Linked DNA regions of Homo sapiens: region 1 is linked to region 2. Evidence: chromatin loops called from intact Hi-C (ENCODE). Cell type or tissue: upper lobe of right lung. All regions are shown on one strand. Links, peaks and the distances in the headings refer to the core of each region. The heading gives the core; the rest is flanking DNA.

Region 1 (9,648 bases), core at 1,819-6,818, 450 kb before region 2:
ATGTCTGTCAAATGCCTGGTGTAGTCCCTGATGTAGGGAAAGCCCATGGCAGGTGACAGGTGTAGTGATCAGAATTATTGGTAGGGAAGACATGGGAGTCCTGCATGCATGCAGGGAGCTGCACACCAGACAATCTAAAACCACAGATGTTTTGTTAGAGGAGGCCAAATCCATGTCCGTCCAAGGATACAGGCAGAGAAGGCGGCAGTGTAGAAAGGCTGGGTTTCAAAAAGGCAAGCAGCAGATGTTGACATAGGTCTTCTCAAGAGCCTCTGGAGGCCAAGTGCTGGCAGACCACTTATCCCACGTCTTGTGGGAGCCCCCTGCGGAGTGAGGTTTGAACACCAGACCACCATGGGAGCAGGCCATGCAGCACTGCCTCCAGAGAACGTCTTCTGAGAGCAGGGAGAAAGTCAGAGAGAAAGGCAGGAGAACAACCTAGAAAGCAGTCTGTGTTTGCCAAAACATCAGCAGTGGTGCAGCTGGGTGATGGGTTTCAAGAGATGGAAAAAAAAAAAGCTCTGTTGCTTCTGTCTAACTGATACACGTTCATTATAAAAACAAAACTCAAACAAGAAAGCACAAAGTAAAATAAATCACTGATAACAAGTAGCAAACATCTTTCCCAACATTCTCCTGCGTTTCTTTCCCTTTTAAATCAGGGGTATAAAAAGATATCTGTCTTAGAAAATAAATGCTTCCCTCAAGGGAGCACCTTGGTGAAGATGAACAGCTCTGTATCTTGAGTGTGGGGTGGTTACATGGATCTACACGTGTGTTAAAAGTGCAAATAACTGAACACACATGAGTGCCTACAGAACTAGTGAAATCTGAATAAGCTCCATGGATTATGCCAATGTCAGTTTACTGATTGTACTACAGACATACTAAGATGTATTATTAGCTGGGATGCTGGTGCATGCCTGTAGTCCCAGCTACTCAAGAGGCTGAGGTAGGAGATCATGTGAGCCCAGGAGTTCAAGGCTGCAGTGAGCCGTGACCATGCCACTGCACTCCAGCCTGGGTGACAGAGCAAGACCTCATCTCAAAAAAAAAAAAAAAAAAAGTATGTGTTATTCTTACCATTAGGGGAAACTGGGTGAAGGTACAAAGGACCTTAGGGTACATTTTTTGCAACTGCCTGTGAATCTATAATTATTTCAAAAGAAAACATTTAAAAATGAGTAACTAAATAAATGCTTCACCTACGGTATTTTAGCAGAATCAAATCCAGGAATCTGACTGCTGATTATAGCTTCAAACTGTTGCCAAATAAGGTCCAAACCAACCAAAGATGTAACTGGAGCCAAGACTGCTTTAACCAAAGGCAGAAGCCTCTGTGACTGCATGAGTCTTAAAAACAAAACAAAAGACTGGGTGCGGTGGCTCATGCCTGTAATCCTAGCACTTTGGGAGGCCGAGGCGGGCAGATCACCTGAGGTCAGGAGATCAAGACCAGCCTGACCAACATGGAGAAATCCCGTCTCTACTAAAAATACAAAATTAGCCGGGCATGATGCACAAGCCTATAATCCCAGCTACTCAGGAGGCTGAGGCAGGAGAATCGCTTGAACCCAGGAGGCGGAAGTTGTGGCAAGCCAACATCGTGCCATTGAACCGCAGCCTAGGCAACAAGAGCGCAACTCCATCCCAAAACACACACACACACACAAAAAACAAAAAACAAAGGCAGAAGCTGCATGTGTGCCCACCTGATCTGAGAGGTGGACCCCCAGACTCCTCCTTACGTGCCCCTCCCTGTCCCAAATGGTCAGCCAGGGTCAACTGGCCAGATTCTCATTCAGAACGTGAGTTACTAAAACTCATGAGGTGTCAGATACCAAACCAAGTGCTTTTTGTGCATTCGTTTATGAAAAACTCTTCCAGCAATCGTTGAGGCAGCTGTGATCAGCCCCATTTCACAGACTAAGGAACAGAGGCTCCTTCTTGTCTAAGGTCTCATAGGAATGTTGGCGCTAGAGCTGAACCTCAAGTGGGTCAGATCCTAAGGGCCCGCTCAGTTGCTTTCTAACTTATAGAAAATGTAAATGTGAAAAGCAGGCAGAACTTACCGTCACATTAAAGATGAGCATAAAGAAAAAAAAGGAAAAAACAAAGTAGACCAAACTATATAACGCACTTCCATGTTTCCATGTACCTAGACTCATCAATTAACAACTCATGGCCAATCTTGCTTCATCTCAACCTCCTGCTTCCTCTTGCTTTTGTAGCAAGTCCCAGACACACAGGCGATCACATTCCATCTGTATTTTTCTAAGAGATAAAGACTTAAAAAAAAAAACCCCATAATCACAATTCCATTCTTTCATCTAAAGAGAAAAATCCATGTGTCCTCCTCAGTCCGTGTTGAAGGGACCCGAGAGGAGGCCATGGGCTTACCTCTGGGTGACACGAAGCCCACAGGAAGCGGCCAGCATTCGCATCCTTTGTTGACAGCTGACAGCGACGGGCTATAGGGGTCTGGAGTGAGTGGAGGCCTCTGGCAAGGAGCCTGGGGGATGAACCAGAGCATTTCACACAGTTCTGTTATTATTACTTTTAAGACAGCCTCTTGCTCGCTTGCCCAGGCTGGAGTTGCAGTGGCATGATCACAGCTCACTGCAGCCTTGACCTTCTAGGCTCAAGCAATCCTCCCACCTCAACTTCCCAAGTAGCTGGGACTATAGGTGTGCACCACCACACCCACCTAATTTATTTAAAATTTCTTGTAGAGACAGGGTCTTGTTTTGTTGTCCAGGCTGGTCTTGAACTCCTGGGCTCAAGTAGTCCTCCCACCTCAGGCCTTCCAAAGTGCTGAGATTATAGGCGTGAGCCACTGTGCCCAGACAGTTCCGTTATTTTAAAATCACTCTTAGCACCAACTAGAAGCTAAAAAGGGCCCAGCATTCCTCCTGGGAGGAACTAATTTCAGGATATTGGGGATGTCCACAGGCTAGACTACTCCCTGTGCAGCCAGAGAGCAATACCACCACATCACTCCTGGGCCAGCTGGCCAAGGCTCAGGCAGAGCTGGCACGCAGGGGCAGCCCCTCCTAGGGAGTGCTGGCCTTCACTAGTCACTGCTGAGGCATTACCTTGGTGCTCCCCAGGAGGAAACCTGCACAGGTCTGCTGGAGGGGTCTACAGGGCCTCTCCTATTGTCCCATCAGGCTACCACAGTCCATCAACCCTCTGGACAGGAAGGCCTGGCCCCTTCCACACATGCCACCAGGCCCCTCAGGCCATCCTTTGAGCTCTCAGGGATTTCCTGAGAACCCCCGACCCTCAAGTGTTCAGCAGGCCCAGGCTGCAGGCACAACCGGGCTCATCCACACATTGCCACTACCCACACTTCACTGGCAGGTCACAGTTTCCCAGATGTGGACAGCTCAAAGAGGGAGAGGCAGTTAGAAGCTACCATTTAAAATAGTCACATGACAATGACAGCTTCAAGATTCCAAATTCCAAACCTCCTCACTTGAAGCCAGGTTTTTTAGTTTTCTTCATTGTTTCTGCTGAGGCCATGTGCCCTGAGTCGGCACTAGTCTTACACTATTTTAAGCTGCAGTGGTGTGGGTTTTGCTAGCATCTTTGGTAAGTGATCATCTCTCCAGTCGGGTGGCTGGGGAGGGAGTGGGCAGGTTATAACTTGGCCCATTCTTTTTTTTTTTTTTGAGATAGTCTCACTCTGCCGCTCAGGCTGGAGTACAGTGGCATGATCTTGGCTCACTGCAACTTCTGCCTCCCGGGTTCATGAAATTCTCCTGCCTCAGCCTCCTGAGTTGCTGGGATTACAGCTGTGTGCCACCATGCCCGGCTAATTTAACAGACTCACTCTTGATTTGCAAGTGCAATTGGACTTACATTCTTGCAACTTCAGAGAGAAAAATCAGCCCTGTGGCTAACAGCCCTCAATGTATTCTCACTACTCCCATTTTACAGATGAAGACACAGAATTGGAACTTAAGTAACTCAGGAACTTGGCAGAGGTCAATCACCTGGCTAGTTTTTTTTGTTTTGTTTTGCTTGAGATGGAGTTTCGCTCTTGTTGCCTAGGCTGGAGTGCAATGGTGCGATCTCAGCTCACCGCAACCTCCGCCTCCCGGGTTCAAGCAATTCTCTTGCCTCAGCCCCTTGAGTAGCTGGGATTCCAGGCATGCGCCACCATGCCCAGCTAATTTTATATTTTTAGTAGAGATGGAGTTTCTCCATGTTGGTCAGGCTGGTCTCAAACTCCTGACCTCAGGTGATCCGCCTGCCTCAGCCTCCCAAGTGCTGGGATTACAGGCGTGAGCCACCGTGCTCGGCCCACCTGGCTAGTTTGTAACAGGTGTGGCCCTGATCAGATCTGTGTGGTGCAGAGTCTTGCTCTAAATCATGAGTCGGATTTAGAGAAACATTAAACTGAGCAAAAAAAAAAAAAAAAATCAGATACAAAAACATATATACCATATGATTCTATTTATATAAAATTCCAAGACAGACAAAACTGATGATGATAGAAACTGGATCAGTGATTGCCTGGGGCAAAGGGGAGAGTTATGTTGCAGACAAGAAGGAACTTTCTGTGGTGTTGGAATGTTCTAGATCTTGTCTGGTGTGGGGTTTAATCAAGTGTATACACCTGTCAAATCGTGTGCACTGTATCTTTAAAGTGCGTGCATTTTATTATATGTAAATTATACCTCAATAAAGTTGATTAAAAGCATTTTAAATCAGAATGAGGCCAGGCACAGTGGCTCACACCTGTAATCCCAGCACTTTGGGAGGCTGAGGCGGGCGGATCATGAGATCAGGAGTTGGAGACCAGCCTGGCCAACATGGTGAAACCCTGTCTCAACTAAAAATACAAAATTTAGCTGAGTGTGGTGGGAAGCGCCTGTAATTCCAGCTACTCAGGAGGTTGAGGTGGAAGAATCACTTGAACCTGGGAGGCGGAGGCTGCAGTGAGCTGAGATCGCACCACTGCACTCCAGCCTGGGCGACAGAGCAAGACTCCATCTAAAAAAAAAAAAAAAAAAAAAAGTGTTGGCTGTTGGCGAGGGTGTGGATAAATTGGAGCCCTGTGCACTGTTGGTGGGAATGTGAAATGGTGCAGCTGCTGCAGAATGCAGTATGGCAGTTCCTCAAGAACTGTAAAATAGTACCACACTATTGAGCAATCCACATCTGGGTATACACCCAAATGCACTAAAAACGGCAACTCAAAGAAATATTTGTGCACCTATGTTCATAGCTGCATTATGTGCAACAGCCAAAAGACAATGCAAACCAAGTGCCCATCAATAGACAAAACATGATATACCCATACAATGAAATATGATTCAGCCTAAAAAGGGAAATTTTGACACACGCTACAACATGAACCCTAAAGACACCTACTCAGTAAAACAAGTCAGGCTGGGTATGGTGGTTCATGCCTGTAATCCCAACACTTTGGGAGGCTGAGGCAGGCGGATCACTTGAGGTCAGGAGTTTGAGACCAGCCTGGGCAACATGGTGAAACCTCGTTTCTACTAAAAATACAAAAATTAGCCGGGCGTGGTGGCGGGAGCCTGTATTCCCAGCTAGTAGGGAGGCTGAGGCAGGAGAATCGCTTGAACCTGGGAGGCAGAGGTTGCAATGAGCCAAGAAGATCGTGCCACTGCACTCCGGCCTGGGTGACAAGAGCAAAACTCCATCTTAAAAAAAAAAAAAAAAAAGACAGTAACTTCTCAGAAAATATTTGCTGAATGGCCCCAAAATACAAAGTTATAAAACACTATTAGGCCATGTTGGGCGGCTCATGCCTGTAATTCCAGCACTCTTGGAGGCCGAGGCAGGAGGACTGCTTGAGCCCAGGAGTTTGAGATCAGCCTGGGCAACATGGTGAAACCCCATCTCTACAAAAAATTTAAAAATTAGGTGGGCATGGTGGTGCACGCACCTGTAGTCCCAGCTACTCGGGAAGCTGTGATGGGAGGATGGCTGGAGCCCAGAAGTATGAGGCTGCAGTGAGCTATGATGGCACCACTGCATTCCAGCCTAGACAACAGGGTAAGACCCTATCTCAAAAAAAAAAAAAAAAAAAAAAAAAATATATATATATATATATATGGCTGGGCGCAGTGGCTCACGACTGTAACCCCAGCACTTTGGGAGGCCGAGGCGGGAGGACCATGAGGTCAGGAGATCAAGATCATCCTGGCTAACATGGTGAGACCCCGTCTCTACTAAAAGAAAATACAAAAAAATTGGCTGGGTGTGGTGGCGGACGCCTGTAGTCCCAGCTACTCGGGAGGCTGAGGCAGGAGAAAGGCATGAACCCAGGAGGCTGAGCTTGCAGTGAGCCGAGATCGCACCACTGCGCTCCAGCCTGGGCGACAGAGCGAGACTCTGTCTCAAAAAAAACAAAACACAAAACAAAACAAAAAAAACCTATTATTACAGTAAACTCTTATTTTGGTGAAATAATGTGTTTTAGGCCTAGAGAAAGGATGCTATCATCTTTTCTGGAGGATAGAGTCAAGTGATTTTTATTTCCTTTTTGCTTTTCTGCATTTTCTACAATGAACTTGTGTTGCCTTTTTTTTCTTCCTATACTTGCTTCCTGAATGACTGTGTTATAATCATTCTAATCTAATAATCTAATAAGGTCAGTCACAGTGGCTCACGCCTGTAATCCTAGTGCTTTTGGGAAGCTGAGGAGGGAGGATCCCTTAAGCTCAAGGCTGCAGTGAACTAGGATTGTGCCACTGCACTACAGCCTGGGCAACAGAGCAAGAACCCATCTCTAAAACAAAACCAAAATCAAAAAACAACAAAAAATGCTTTTCCTCTCAGAAGTCCCCTCTCTCACTAGAGAGAGAGCTGTTTTCCTTTCTTTCTTTTTCTTTTGCCTGTTAAACCTCTGCTCCTAAAAACAAAAACAAACCAAAAAAAATACCTAAATCGGTTACTGTTAATGGTTTTTCAAGTTTCCAAAATAAGAAAATAAGAAGAGTGTGCATCTGGCTTCCTAGGTATGTTGCTCTTCCCCAAACTCCTGAGGGCACCATAGGGGACAGAGCCTCTGTTCCCTGGAGCTCTCCAGGCCCCTGTGCCAGGCACTGCCCTGAGCCTACACAGGGTGGTTTTCAGAGAAGGGGTGGGAGCATCTGAGTGGTCCCAGAAGTCCCCAAAGCTGCTACCTGGATGGCTCCTAAGCACACTTCTCCAGGTGACTCACAGGGGCCAAGAAGTGCCCTCAACATGTGTTTTTTGTATTTTTATCTATTTATTTATTTAGAGACCAGGTTATGAGACTGGCTAATTTTTGTATTTTTGGTAGAGACAGGGTTTTGCCGTGTTGCCCAAGCTGGTCTTGAACTCCTGGGCTTAAGTGATCTGCCCACCTCCACCTCCCAAAGTGCTGGGATTACACACATGAGCCACCATGACCGGCCCTCTCAATATTCATTTTTGCCTCATTTACCTCCATGTTGTATTCAAATTTTTCATCTTCTCCTACTTGTCCTGAAAATTTTAAAGGCATTTTTGTCTGGTTTTCATAAATTTGATATATACCTTCATAGAAGCTGGAAACAGACACAGACATAAAATGAAATAAAAATCACCTGTAATCCTGCTGTACAGGAAAAAAAATATGGTTACCTTTTTGGTTTTGGTAAGTCTTATTTACATGTACGAATATATAATTTTTTTTTTTTTTTTTTTTTTTTTGAGACAGAGTCGCGCTCTGTCACCCAGGCTGGAGTGCAGTGGTGCGATCTCGACTGAACACACTCTCCACTTCAGGTTCAAGCCATCCTACCACCTCAGCCTCCCGAGTAGCTGGGATTACAGGCACACACTCCCACGCCTGGCTAATTTTTGTATTTTTTGTAGATATGGGGTTTCGTCATGTTGCCCAAGCTGGTCTCAAACTCCAGAGCTCAACCAATCCATCTGCCTGGGCCTCCCAAAGTGCTGGGATTACAGGCGTGAGCCACCATGCCCAACCAGATATATAAATTTTAAAAATAAACTGCAATATAACCAATAAATTTGTATACAGCTTTTTTTGGTTTATATATTTCTAATGTCACTAAATTTCTTTTCAGCTTCATTTCTAATAGGTGAATAATATTATACCACATATAATTTAAGCTATACAACCCCTTACTGAATTATTTATCCATCATAGGACGTGGTATTTTTGTATTTTGTGTATGTGTGTTTTGCCATTATAAAGAAGGCACTGAGAAACATTTTGGAATATGAATCTTTTGTTTTGCTTAAAGACAAGTCTCAATCTGTCACCCAGGCTGGAGTGCAATGGTGTGATCATGGTTCACTGCAGCCTCTACCTCCCTGGGCTCAGGTGATCCTCCTACCTCAGCCCCCCAAGTAGCTAGGACTACAGGCATGCACTACCAAGCCTGGCTACTTTTTAATTTTTCTTTTATAGAGACAGAGTTTTGCCATGATGCCCAGATTGGTCTGGAACTCCTGGGTTCAAGCAATCTGCCTGCCTTGGACTCCCAAAGTACTGGAACTACAGGTGTGAGCCACCAGGAATGTGAAACTTTGACTAAATCTTTTTGTTTTGTTTTGTTTTGTTTTTTTGAGATGGAGTTTTCACTCTTGTTACCCAGGCTGGAGTGCAGTGGTGTGATCTCGGCTCACTGCAACCTCCACCTCCTGGGTTCAAGCAATTCTGCTGCCTCAGCCTCCCAAGTAGCTGGGATTACAAGCACACACCACCACGCCCAGCTAATCTTTTTGGATTTTTAGTAGAGATGAGGTTTCACCACATTGGTCAGGCTGGTCTTGAACTCCTGATCTCAGGTGATCCGCCTGCCTCAGCTTCTCAAGTGCTGGGATTACAGGCGTGAGTCACTGCGACCAGACTGTCTTTTTGTTGTTGTCGTGGTTGAGACAGAGTCTTAGTCTGTTGCCTAGGCTGGACTGCAGTGGCGTGATCTCTGCTCACTGCAACCTCCGCCTCCTGGGTTCAAGCGTTTCTCTTGCCTCAGCCTCTAGAGTAGCTGGGATTACAGGAATCCACCATCACACCCACATAATTTTTGTATTTTTAGTAGAGACGAGGTTTCACCACGTTGGCCAGGGTGGTCTCGAACTCCTGACCTCAAGTGATCTGTCCACTGCGGCCTCCCAAAGTGCTGGGAGTACAGGTGTACGCCACCATGCCCGGCCTACATCTTTGACCAAAAAAAAAAAAAAAAATTATTGGTCAAAATGTGTGCTTTGAAGGCTCTACATAGATATTGATAAGCTTCCCTTTAGAAACAGTATATACATTTATCTGCCTATCAGCAGTATATGAGTATGTGCAACATAAAAAGTTTAAGGTTTACTAACATTTTAAAAATTAATGGTTAAAAATCATTTCTATGAAGGAAAAAGGGCGGTAGTACAGAAAACACTGGGTGCTTAATATTCCACACAAAGGGCCAGGTGCGGTGGCTCACAGCTGTAATCCCAGCACTTTGGGAGGCTAAGGAGGGTGGATCACAAGGTCAGGAGTTCGAAACCAGCCTGACCAACATGGTGAAATCCCATCTCTACTAAAAATACAAAAAATTAGCCAGGTGTGGTGGCACATGCCTGTAAGCCCAGCTACTCAGGAGGCTGAGGCAGGAGAATCGCTTGAACCCAGGAGGCAGA
Region 2 (5,000 bases), core at 1-5,000:
GAGGCGCCAATACCAGCAGCCCCCCACTCACTCAGACCCCCACAAGACAGAACCCCCCAAACTGGAAACATCCAGTGCCAGCTCTGACCCCAGTGCAAACCCAGAGAAAGGCTGCCAAGACCAGACTCTGCTGCAGGGGAGGGCCCGGGCCCACACGGGGCGAGGAGGCTCACCCCCAGCCCTGCCCCCTTCCTCTACTGAAAGTGTCAGGACTTGAACCCAGGGCTGACTCTACAGCCGTACCTGGAAGCACTGGGCTGTCCCCACCCCCCCGACTGGCTATATGGAGGCCCCACTGGGTCCTGAGGGCAGGTGGCCGCATCACCCCCTTAGGGAGGGGGAGGGGGTCAGTCGCCCCTCAAAGTTGCACAGCTTGTGAAAGGGGGCGAGATTCAAACCCAGGACTGTCAGGCTCCCACCAGCACCTAGAGAGCAGTGGGGACAGAGGGCCCAGGAACTCTGGCGAGGAGGCTCCCCACGTCCATGGCAGCACTAGACCCAGGCATGGAGGCTCAGTCACCTCCAAGGGTGCACACAGTGGTCCTGGTGCAGGCCCTGTGGCTGCCTGGCCCCCTCAGATCCTGTTGTGAGTGGCTGTCTCTGCTGCCCCTGCCCCGACCCAACCCCTCTGCCCTAGGGCTGTGCCCACTTCCAGGTCCTTGCCCGGGGACCAGCACTGGTCAGGTATGCTGGGGAGTCCTGCCAGAATTCTGGAAGCTTTGGCCCCATCAAGGCTGTCTCTTGCCCCTGAGACTCAGAAGACGGAGCCACAGGACCATGGGAGCCTGCCCAGCCTGGAACTCCACCCCACCATGAGGCGCCTGCAGGCCTGGCGACATCAGGGCTGGGCAGGGGGTCCCCTTCCTCTGCCTCCTCCTGGGGCCAGCCTCTGTCCCTCCACTGCTGCAGTAGCAACTGCATGGGCTGGGTGTATGAGCTGCGTGTATGAGCTGCATGTCTGCACCGACCTCTGCTTGTGCCTCTCTGTGTCTTTGCATGTGTGTGCATGTGCCCATGTTGGGGTGAGCAGAAACAGCAGGACAGGAGAGAGAGGGAGAGAGGGGGAGATGCAGGCAGCAGAGGGCTGGGTGACACAAGACTGCTGGAAATGCACAGAGAGCAGGGTATGCACCGCAGCTGCAGGGAGAGGCCCTTGGAGAGAGGGACAAGAGAGGGGTTGGAGGGGGCCCAGCCAGGGGCCAGCCCAGGTAGAAGAATCAGGAAAGCAGAGGCCTGAGGGAGAGAGGAGAGGGGAGGAGGAGGAAAGCTGAGTCCAGACTGCAACAGGGGGCCCAGAGAGTGGAGTGGACAGAGGGGTACCGAGGCTGGGGGTCTTGGATGGGACAAGGAGGACAGGCAGCACCTTCTCCACCAACCATCCCGAGTCAGCCCCACAGAAAAGCCCGGGGGGTCAGGAGTAGGTGAGGAAGCAAAGTGGGGGCTCCCTCAGTCCCGGCCCCATCCTGACCTGGGGAGAGGACAGGCATGAGACCAGCCCCAAAAGGAGATGGTAGAGTCCCCCGAGGTCGCAAGCTCCTCACACTTAGCCCCCAAACACCTCCTCTGCACCAGCTGGGGCTGTGTGACCTCGGGCGGAGGACACTGCCTCTCTGAGTCTCTGAGCCCCAAGAAGGTATTCAGCCTGGTGCTCGCATGAAGGCTCAGTGAGGTGAGACCTGGGTCCAGTTCAGGTGGGTCTGATGGCAGCGCCCGAGGTGCTGGGCACGTGCCTCCTTTATCACCAGGGAGAGTGAAATAGGGCCCAAGGTACATAGTTGCCATGACCTGAGCAGAGAGATGTGCAAGCTGTAAAGTGCTGAGGACAACAGGTTGCTTATTTTAAGTGATATTCTTAAAGGTAAATTCAGGTTGGTGCCAGATCGGGGAAGAGGGAGGGAGGTGCCTTGAGAAGAAATCTCTGAGAACCCAGGTTGTAGGGACAGAGACAGCCTGGGGAAGGAGAAGAGCTGTGCTGGCTCCTGCCCAGGCCACATGGGGGTCCCACCAGAGCCAGGCTGGACCCCAGAGAGTCCCAGAAAGGCATGGGCGTCAGGGTGGGCCCTGCAGAAGGCTCGCCTTGGAGACGTGGGCTCCAGGAAACCCCTCAGCCCCAGAATCCCCTCACAATGCCCCCCCCGATTCCCCCCCCCACCCTGTTGTCCAGGGGGAGGCTGCTGAGGGCAGAGAAAAATATGGGATGGGGGAGAGAAGCTGGGGTCCCCACATTCCAACTGTGGGGTTTTTTCCATTCCCTAAAGGCAAGGAGAACAGTGTCAGGAGAGGAGAGAAAAGGGGGAGGGAGAAAAGGAGGAGGTGGAAAAAGGAAGGCAGGGAAGGCGAGGAACAAATGCAGAAGGATTGGAGCCTTGAGAGAGGCTGCCCGAGGAAAGGGCTAAATGAGAAGAGAAGGGAGGGGAAGGCGGCGAGAGGCTGCAGAGCCCGGGTGCGGCGCGGGCAGGCGCTCCAGCAGCTCCGGGTCTTCCAGAGACAAAGGCCCGAGGCCGAGGAGGAGGAAGAGGAGGGGGAGCAGGCGAAGGAGGCAGCGGCAGGGAGGGGAGGCCGGGCAGCCTGGACGCAGAGCCCGGGCCCCAGACCCAGGCAGGCGAGAGACCTGCCCCAATCCAGCCAAGGCCCGAGCTGGGGAAGAGGGGAGTGCGCTCCAAACTTAAGAGGAAAAAGTCTGCCAGCTGCCCTTGGGGTTACCACGACAGATAAAACCTCATCCAGGCATCAGAGAGCACCCTGCACACGAATGCACAGCAGCGAGCTAAAAATACTGGCTTGAGAGGGAAGAGGGTGAAGGAGGGAGGAGGGGGAGGGAGGGGGCAGGAAAGAAGAGGAGGAGAGTAGGGAGGAGGGTGGGGAGGAGTGAGGAGGGTGGGGAGGAGTTGGGGAGCAGGGAGGAGGTGGGGAGGAGGGAGGAGGGAGGAGCGTGGGGAGGAGTTGAGGAGCAGGGCTGCAGGTTCAGGCTCAGGCAGCCTCAGTTTTCCAGAGCGCCCAGTTTTGCAGAGGTGCAGATGCAGAGAGATGACTGTTTTGGGAACTGCAAGCCTCTGCCCCCCACGGCCCCTCTCTTGGATGGGGGTGAGGTGGGGAGGAAAGAAATGGAGAGAGAAAAGGGGAGAGGCAGGGACCAAGAGAACCTCAGGAACAGGGAGAGCAGAGCTGTGAAGGGCAGGGCTGGGGAGGAGGTTGGGGAGATGAGGGAGGGAAGGTGGGAGGGAGAAGGGAGAGGGAGGGAGGGAGAGAAGGAGGGAAAGAGGGAGATAAGGAGGGGGAGGGAGAAGGGGGGAGGAGAAGGAAGAGGGCAGGACAGGGAGGAGGGAGGAAGAAGGGAGGGAGGGAGGGCAGGAGAAAGGGGGGCAGGGAGGGGTGAAGTGTCTCTGGGGCTCTGAGGCACAGACCACCAAGAGACTCAGCACCTACGCTGGTCTCCTCCCATCCCCGTGCCCCTCCCACCCCCTTGCCCCACTACTGGATCCTGGGGAGTGTGGCAGGGGCTGTCAGGGTTGAGCAGTGGGTTCCCCTTCCAGGCCCGCTCCAGACAGAGGCCCCCACCCTCCTTTTGTTGGGGTCACTGGAAGGGTGGGCCTAGGCTAGGGCCCGGCTCCTTGGAGAAGACCCACCAGTGACCTAGCAGGGCCCAGAGCAGGGGCTGGGCCCGGACATTCCAAGTCAATTCAGGACTCGAGCACCCCGGAGGAGAAGGGACCCGGATTGTCCCCTGGAGTCACCTGCATCTACTGGCCAGTCTCCGGTCTGCCTTGGATCCTGGGAGTAGAGGGACAGCATGGCAGGAAGTAGCCCATTCCACCTAGACAGGAAGAAACCCAGAGCCGCCTGAGGAGGAGAGAGAATGCCAGCAGGATCATCGTGGGGGCCGGGGCTCAGGGAGGCCTCTTGGAGGAGATGGTCTTAACACCTGAGAGCTGAGAAGAATTCAGCCTCACAAAACCCAGAGACACGGTCCCCAAGAGGGAGATGGGGCTTGGAGATGCGGTGGGGTGGCCAGGCCGGGAGTGGCCCGCAGGGTTGGAGCCCAGGCCTGAACCTGGCAGGTCACCGGGTAGTCTCCTGCTTGCTCCTGAGCTGGTGTCAGTGAGAGCTGGGTAGCGGGGCCACCGGGAGGCTGAGGGACCCAGGGCCCGGGAACGTGGGAAGCGAGAGCAGCCCCTCCTTCGTTCCTCGGCAGCCTGGGGCCTCACCCCTGCAAGGTCCGGGTGGCCACCGCTTGCAGGGCCGTCCCTCTGGGAGTGCGCAGGGGGGCCGGGGGACCCTGGGATGACCTTCACCCCTCCGAAGGCAAGGCCTCGTCACGTTCATGCTCCAGCCCTTTCCCATCTGGGCTCCTCCTGTGTGCTGGGAGCGCCATGGCCTTGTGAGAACAGGGCGGCATGGTGGACGGGCGAGTGTGGCACGGCGAGGTCCGAGCCCCTGGCTACTCTCCCCAACCCTGAGAACGCAGGCTGCCTCGTAAGCTCTGTGGGCCTCAGTCTCCTGGTCTCTAGAATGCAGCCACGGGCAGGCTACCCAGAAGTGAGACGCCTGCCAAAAAAAGCCCCGTGCCCGGCCCAGAGCCAACACTTGGTCCATTGGGCCCCAGCTCAAAACCCCCCGAGAGGCCTGCCCTGAGCACCGTCCCTGTCCCTGTGTGCCCCCTCAGTCACAATTCACCAGCACGCAGCCACCCACCGAGGCTGAGCCTCTTCAAATTTGCTTCAATGTATGCCACGCACTGACTCAGGTCTCTGGGCCTCAGTTTCCTCACCCGCAAACTAGGGGTGGCCTCTGGGGACTATTCTAAGGGGAGTGGGAAGCCACAGGCTTCTCCTGACGTCCGTGTGCTCCCTCGCGTCTCACGGTACCGCATCTCCTCCGCAGGGCCTGTCTGTCCTGTGTGACGCTATGTGCCACCCCACACGTCTTCAGCCCCGGAGAAAGATTCTGGTGGTGGAGGCTGTTGAGTAAATGTTCACTTGAGCTTCTCCCACTGCCTTGGA

Evidence for each region. Hi-C counts contacts between places; a loop is a spot of excess contacts. Peaks named below come from ENCODE experiments on the same cell type or tissue, not always from the same donor. Only the 100,000 strongest peaks of a DNase experiment are listed, where the experiment ranks them.
Region 1: a loop joins it to region 2, with 12 times the contacts of the local background. A loop is called at or near these places in 1 of 110 quality-filtered maps.

What each region holds. Positions count from the first base shown.
Region 1 is chr9:129,842,677-129,852,324 of GRCh38, reverse strand. USP20 (ubiquitin specific peptidase 20) reads right to left here. Exons shown (of 26, transcript NM_001110303.4): 2 at 2,401-2,512. Among named protein-coding and RNA genes, the nearest start is that of USP20, 12 kb to the right of the region's middle. In upper lobe of right lung, for the core only: no CTCF peak of the experiment used is centred there; no DNase peak of the experiment used is centred there.
Region 2 is chr9:129,400,043-129,405,042 of GRCh38, reverse strand. No RefSeq gene overlaps it. Among named protein-coding and RNA genes, the nearest start is that of LINC01503, 66 kb to the right of the region's middle. RefSeq lists enhancers at 1-20, 21-626. In upper lobe of right lung, for the core only: no CTCF peak of the experiment used is centred there; no DNase peak of the experiment used is centred there; H3K27ac peaks cover 416 bases.